Regions from separate parts of the Homo sapiens genome. Here region 2 is linked to region 1. The links are chromatin loops, found by intact Hi-C in ENCODE. Cell type or tissue: MCF 10A. All regions are shown on one strand.

Region 1 (4,000 bases):
CTCTAAAATAATAATTGGTCACTGCTAGTGCGAGGGAAAGGCAGTCTCCCAGTAGAAAAACCTGAAACTGATGGTCAATAGGTTCCTGATAAGATCTCAGGAGTTGGGCGAGTGGGCTCAAGCATGCACATTAAGAGGTAAAGTGACGGAGTTGAACTGTTCCTCGTAGGAACATTCAGCTGGTAAGGGAAGAACGCCTCAAGTGAGTATGCATACAACTCCAGTAAACACACTGTGCATAGGGCCCCTCCCAAGTGCTAGCAGGCCACTGTGCATGCAGACAGCCCACCCCAAGGCAAGAATCAGGGGAGAAAGGAAACAAGACCCCAGAAGTATGCCAACATATAAAACCCCAAGTCAGAGGTCAAACTGTGCACTTGATCTCCCAAGCCACCTGCTTGGCCCTCTTCCAAGTGTACTTAGCTTCCTTTCATCCCTGCCCTAAAACGTTTTAATAAACTTTCACTCCTGCTCTAAAACTTGCCTTGGTCTGTCACTCTGCCTTATGACCCCTCGGTTGAATTCTTTCTTCTGAGGAGGCAAGAATTGGGGCTGATGCAGACCTGTATGGATTCACCACCGCTAACATAACCATATTCATTTTCCATCATGTTTTTATGACAACTAAAAGCTATATTATGATGATGATGATGATGATGATGATGATGATGATGATGAAGTTCCTCAAAATGGGGCTTTGTTATGTAAATAATGAAAAAGTCACTGATGGCAACTGATGAGATTATTTGTGGCCATTTTTTGGTCTTCATTTTCATAGACTTTAGAGAATGTGTTTTCAAGATATTCTCAAGGTGACCTTTCCTTGGTAGAGCATACCTTGCATGCCATTAAATATACAGACAAACTGGGTATGACTCCTTCAGTCTGGTTAGGAATTTTTGTGTAGAGCTCTCCTGTCTATGTACATTTCCTGGACTCTACTTAGCCTATTGGCAAAGGTGCTCTACGCTATGTGTTTAAAAGCATTTATATTAGATGACACTGCTTTAATTTATATTACATATAGTGAGGCAAAGTCCATGTTAAGTCCTTTCCTTGTGCCATTATAAATGTTTAATTTGGTTCAGGACAGGAAGGCTACCGAAGTTATATCCAAACAAAGCATATGATGTATTACAAGGGAAGTCTGATGTGATGAGGATACCACCTTGGTCATTTTAAAAAAATGCTAGTTACATTAGAAAGCATAAGACATACACTTTAAATCTTTTACCTCAACTTAAAATAGATAAATGTTAACTTATTTGTCACTCTTTTACAATGAGGACAAGTTCTTTCCTTTGAGTGTGTATGAGTATCAAGTGTCTATAATTTCTAGTTTTAGTTCTGTTAAGTGGAGCAAGAACACAAAACCCTTGCAAAGCCATCTGAATACATAATTCTCTATTATTTTTGTTTGTTTGTTTTCAGACACAGTTTCACTCTCGCTGGAGTGCAGTGATGCAATCTTGGCTCACTGCAACCTCCACCTCCCAGGTTCAAGTAGTTCTTGTGCCTCAGCCTTCCAAGTAGCTGGTATTACAGGTGTGCACCACCACATCTAGCTAATTTTTGTATTTTTAGTAGAGACAGGGTTTCGCCATATTGGCCAGGCTGGTCTCGAACTCGTGACCTCAAGTGATCCACCTGTCTGAACCTCCCAAAGTGCTGGGATTACAGGCATGAGCCACCATGTCACAAAATTTACTTTCAATCCTCTAGAATATTTTGGGCCCATAGCTGATTTGGCAACAATTTATTTTAGCGAATCATCTTTATCTAGTTGTTACAAAGCATTACATTTATTTTTCTTAGAAATAGTAACTCTCTTTTGCACTCATATCTTATCAGTATAAACACCTTTCAATTCAATTATATAGTTACACTAAAAATACATCCAACACTAACAGCTTTGGTACTATACGCTAATGAATCTTGGTTTACGTGTAACTCAAATAGAGTGGAAGAACACGGACATGCTTGGGAGTAAACACTAGCCTTCTACATGTGTGGACATCAGTCAGCATGTTTTGTTGAGTAGATTGGAGTAAGTCGGTTAAAATGAGGAGCATTGGGACTGGGGGTGAGGCAAAAGTGATGGCAATGATGATTTATTGAAGCTTCTTTAAAAGAGCTTTACTCTATCTACAAATATGAATTATTCTCAGTGTTGATACAAATAACATAGTCACACAAGATGTTGAATATATTGTGGAATTCAAATATTTAAAAGAACGGTGGGGCTGGTAAGAAATGCATTTGCAATGTAGTATAATGTAGTATAGTTTCATCTCATATCTTTTTCTTAGATGAGTCATGTTACTTGGTGTTATTATTCTAAGCATTTGATCACCCCAGGTCATGAAAAGCATGACACACTTGTTTTGAGACAGAAAATTTCTCTTACTACATGAATCCAGAAAGCACATGATTCACATTTTATATGCCTTTGAAACGGGAAATGTTCCCTTGTTCCCCTAGCAGGGTGTGTGATGGGGGTGTGGCTCGCTTCTTCAGTGCCTGCTGCTCAAAACTCTAGGGGAGCCCAGAGACAGGCAGGCTGTGGGGCTCCAACCTCACTGCAGTGTCTAGGCATGAATGTTTATAGCTCCTGAAGCCCCAGTGGGTTTGTGTTACAGGGTGCTCTCTTGGTTTGCTGTCTATAGGCAGCTTATGTTAACCAGCTCAATTAGACTCTACACCTTGTCACAAGGACAGAGGGCATTCTGTATCCTGGGTTCTTGCCTTGGTGTACCAGAAGAATCGGATCACAGGTGGGCTTGGAGAATGAGTGCCAAGTTTTATTGAGTGGAAATAGCTCTTCACTGCTGGATGAGCCAGAAGGGAGACGGTTTTCCCCTGGAGTTGGGCCGCTCAGGCACATGCCAAACTCCGCCTCTCCTGCAGGTGGATGGCCTGCCAGTGTGCCAGCGTTTGTTGGTGTGCTCTTCTGCCGGCATGCTCCCTCCGTGTCCTCTTGATGTCCAGCAGCTTGTCTTCTTCCACTGATGTTTTCCTCTCGCCCTCCAGCAGCTTTCATCTCTGCCTTGCTAGGGTCTCAGCTTTTTATAGGCCCAAGAGAGGGGTGTGGTGGGCCAGGGTGGTCTTGGAAAATGCAACATTTGGGCACAAAGGCAGAAGTGCCTGTCCTCACCTAGGTCTGTGGGGCTAGGGCCCTAGCCAGGGACCTGCCTTTCTCTACCCAGCATTTCTCTACCCTCCTCCTGTATCACCTTGAAGAGGTAGAGGTTCTGTTTTATTTTAATAACCACCACAATTTATTTAACCATTCCTTGATCCACGTATAGAATATTCATGCTAAGCACTCTGCATGTATGATCCTATCTAATCCTAAACAAACTCTTTGCAGAGGTATTATTACTGGATTATACTTATGAAGAAACTGAGATTCACTTTGTAAAGTTTCAAAGTGAAAGAAGCTTGAAAGTCATTGCTGTTATCAATGCTGCACATCTCCAGAGTGGCAGCCTTTGGCTTTATGCTACTAAATATAGTGGTTTCCTTTTCTAAAAAGAAACACTTTTTTTTTTGTTTTGAGATGGAGTTTTCTTCTTGTTGCCTAGGCTGGAGTGCTATGGCATGATCTTAGCTCACTGCAACCTCTGTCTTCCGGGTTCAAGTGATTCTCCTTCCTTGGCCTCCCGAGTAACTGGGATTACAGGCATGTGCCACCACGCCCGGCCAATTTTGAATTTTTAGTAGAGATGGGGTTTCACCATATTGGCCAGGCTGGTCTTGAACTCCTGACCTCAGGTGATCCAGCTACTTCGGCCTCCCAGAGTGCTGAGATTACGGGCGTGAGCCGCCGTGCCCGGCAGGTTTTCTTTTTGTAATGGGGAGCTATTCTGTGCTAGGCCTTTAAATGTAGTTGACATGGGGTCATCACAAGAAGCCTATGAAGTACTACTTATTAAACTATATGGAAGCACAAAGTGTCAGATTTAAATCCAGGTCTGTAGTCCCAAAGTCAGTGATTATC
Region 2 (4,000 bases), 110 kb after region 1:
AGTATAGTTTTAAAAAAGTAATCATATAGCATGTGATTCTTTGCTATCATCAAACCTTAATTAGCTAGCTGTTATTTTTATTTTTTTGAGATGGCGTTTCACGCTTGTCGCCCAGGCTGGAGTGCAATGACACGATCTCGGCTCACTGCAACCTCTGCCTCCGGGGCTGAAGCAATTCTTCTGCCTCAGTCTCCCGAGTAGCTGGGATTACAGGCATGGCCCCCATGCCTGGCTAATTTTTGTATTATTAGTAGAGATGAGGTTTCACCATGTCGGCCAGGCTGGTCTGAAACTCCTGACCTCAGGTGATCCACCCGCCTAGACCTCCCAAAGTGCTGGGATTACAAGAGTGGGCTACCATGCCCAGTCAACTAGCTGTTATTCTTTACAACTTATATCATCATATATGGCCAAAAAATAAGGCAAGATAATTTCCCAAATTATACCTTAAAAAAGAGATAGTTATCTTAACATTGGAGTCCTTATAGTTCTCTTATAAGGAAACAATCATCAAATTAATTTGATAAAAGTGTACTTTGAGAAGGAAAGACATATTTGCTTGAAATTATATTAATCAATGTTAGTTTAGATGCCTGAAAAAAATACCTTATAATTGGTTAAAAGGCCAGCAAGGAATTTAAGATGATTTAATAATCATTCCTGAATATATGACATCACAGCTTGAAGTGTTTGCAGTTTAAAAAGCAGCAAAATTAACAAAAACACTGGTTTTAGGTAACAGCTTTTGGGAAAATGGAGAAATCACCATATATTCATTTGTACTTATATGGTAAGCCCATATGACATTTTATTTTGCACCTCACCGTAAAGCTACCAGCAAAGCAAATATAATTAAACATTTTATATGGATTTGCATATGACTATACTTATGTCCACACATACAATTATATATGCTAATAAATGACTATATTTATGTATGTGTATTGTCATATGACTTGTAGAAAATGAATTATTCTTTCCTATTTGCTTAGTTCTTATTTTTATAACTTTTCTTCTCTTTAACTAGTTTTTAAAATTGATTAAACAATGTTGTAATTATTTCTAAAATTCTGCTTATAGGTTTTTTTAATAAAGATGTCAAATATTCATAGACAGGATCATGGCATACCCACACTACTGTGACTTCTTGGCAAGTTAGGACATTCATCAAGGCTATATGTGAACATCACTCGTGAAATTATTTGGGCCTTTCCCACAGCATGTTCCTCTAACATAAGAAGAAAAAATTAGACAAAATTACAATAATCTCAAATGAGGTCCAAGTATATCTTCATTACACATTCTAAGAAACAGGCAACATGAGGTTGGAACTGGGAAGGTTAAGACCTCACCACAGAGTAGATGCAGTAGGTACAATTGTGAAAACATAGCCAGTTTAATGAGCAGATATCTAAAATAGGTCTTTATGAGCTACACATTTAAAGTAATTTGCCAGTAGAAAGTCTCTTAAGCATGTATATATTTCTCAAAGTTACATATTCGTTGTGAAGAAAACTAGCATGGCCTGGAAGTCCAGTCTTATGACTTGTTAGTCACACTGTGAGGTTTTCTCAAACTGGAGAAGGGTGGATTTTTATTTGTGATTAAACAGACTTCTTCACATGAACAGAAAATCAGCAGGAGGTAGGGGCACACCCGTGCATAACTTTCTGGTGAAGCCTTCCCTGCAATCGCAAGAGAAGGGTTACGAAATCTCGGATCTCATCAGTGAGGGGGTCAAGTCAAGAGAAATTTTTAAGAGGATGGTGAAGGATGAAAGGCATTATCATGACCAGAAGGTCAGTGACTCATGCTACTAAAGACAAGAGAGAAGAAACCAAATATATTTGTTGTTTAAAGCTTACAAATGCTGGTTTTCTCTTAGAACCCACCTTTATTTTTCCTTCATGTTCTGCACTGCATCCCCCATACCTGGCAGTGTACCAGGCACAAGTTGCTTAATAAATGTTTGTTGAATGAATAAATCATTGTGCAAACCTCTCAAATCTATCTTCATTCTGCATTTCAATTCACTTTCTCCACTGCTTATAGATCATTATATTAAAGTATATGCAAATACTTTAATAAAGCATAGTGTTTTCTCTATAGAACAAATATCTTTTGTTTCCTTATGTGTATTTTAAGGGTAATTTAAAATTAACTTTATTTTTATTAAGGTAATACATCTCATAATTTAAAACAAAATCAAAATCTACAGTTCTTGTGGAACAGTGCAGATCGCCTCCTAAGCCCTGGTCTTAATCCCCACAGGCAAACATTTGACTCTTTAGCAGCTTTTGTACTTTTATATGTCTAATTGGTTTGCCTATCCTGCTATTTCTTTATTTAGCAACTTTACACATTATTTATTGATTTTTGTTATGATGATTGAGGGTTTAGCTGTCTTCTCTGCACATATACACAGATAGTCTTTCCCTCTGCCATCCTCCACATGTAGTTTTATTGTAGGTTAGGGTTAATTCTCTTGTTGGCATTCCCAATATTTTTATTATGTCCAGATCTGAACAAAGTGGTATTCTATCATAATGTTTCTTTTTTCTTGCAACTTTTTGTTTCTCATGGAGTTAATAATATCCTTTTAAAATTAGTTCAGCACACTCCGTACCTATTGTATATTATTCACAATTGCCTCTGACTGATCTTTAAGACTGTAACAGAGTGATCTAACTGTGGTAACAACTCTAAAAAATCTTCGTGGCATCATACAATACAAGTTTACTTCTAGCTCATGTGGTAGTCCAATGTGTGGCAGCTGAGGTAGCCATGTCACACCCTAATTCAGGTTCATGACTTTTCATCTAGGGGCTTTCATGTCTTCTAGGGGCTTAGAGCTCTTCGTTGGTTCTTCGCATCTGCGCACTAGTAAGGGAAGAGGGGAAGTGTGGAGGATCTCAGGGGTTATTTTATGGGCATACCCTGGAAGCGATGTACATGACTTCTGCCCACAATCCATGAACCAGACCTCAGTGACATGCCTCCCCACCTGCAAGGGGCTAAGAAATGAAATCTAGTGTGGTGCTCAGGAAAAAGAGCAGAACATGGAATCTGGCGGGCACTTCCCGCTATCTACTGTATTTTCAAATGCACATGTGTATCAAACAATCTATCATTTTCTTTCCATTTTTTTTTTTCTTGGAGACATTCCTACTGCAAGCCATCTGTTCACCTCTCTTTAGGCCTGCTTCACACTTATTGCTCTGGAGAATTTATTTTACTGCCTCTTATGTTGGGCCTGCATTTTTGGGGTTTCATCTCTTCCTCTTTCTTGATTTATAAGCTTGTTTGGGGAACTGTTACTTTAAAATGGCACACAGGATGTATATTTTTTAAGTCCTTGCATATCTGAAAATTTTTTAAAATCAAGCTTGGCTGACAGTTTGTCTTGATATACAATTCTAAGTTCAAAATAATTTCATTTAAAAAATGTGAAGGCATTCAAAGAAACTTCTGGATCCATTATTGCTCTTGAGAAATCCAATGCAATTTTTTTTCCTTGTATGTGATCTGCTTTATGTCTCTGGAAGATGTTTTAGGTTTTTCTCTTTATTCCTGCATTTATTTTATCTCAGAATGATATATTTCGATGAGTTTAATTATTTGATTAATTTAAAGGATTGTTTTCCTGGACGTTTAGTGAAACTTTCGATCTCCAAAGTTCATCATCTTCATTTCTGGTATTGTTTTTGCATTGTTTTCAAATTAGTGTTTTTATCCTTTTCTGCATAGAAAGAAGTCTTTTCTAGAGCTTTCTGAGATTTCCATTAGTCAGAATTTTTTTCCATTTTTTGAAAATTTTCTGCAGCTAAATAGATTTTTCAACTTAGTCTTCTAACCCATCTGTCAGTTTTTTTGTAAATGTTGAGTATATTTTCAATTTCAAAAGATTTTTTTCCTGTTTTGTATATAAATTTCTTTTTTATTCATTATCTCTAGGAGCAGGGTAAAAAGGCATGTGTTCAGTTCATCTTGTTGAACCACA

The links. Peaks named below come from ENCODE experiments on the same cell type or tissue, not always from the same donor. Only the 100,000 strongest peaks of a DNase experiment are listed, where the experiment ranks them.
Region 2: a loop joins it to region 1, with 3.0 times the contacts of the local background. A loop is called at or near these places in 8 of 110 quality-filtered maps.

What each region holds. Positions count from the first base shown.
Region 1 is chr18:54,710,072-54,714,071 of GRCh38, forward strand. No RefSeq gene overlaps it. Among named protein-coding and RNA genes, the nearest start is that of RAB27B, 120 kb to the right of the region's middle. RefSeq lists a silencer at 2,267-2,561. In MCF 10A, no CTCF peak of the experiment used is centred here; a DNase peak (open chromatin) is centred at 2,430.
Region 2 is chr18:54,821,684-54,825,683 of GRCh38, forward strand. It overlaps a transcript of RAB27B not described here. Among named protein-coding and RNA genes, the nearest start is that of RAB27B, 4.8 kb to the right of the region's middle. In MCF 10A, no CTCF peak of the experiment used is centred here; a DNase peak (open chromatin) is centred at 1,668.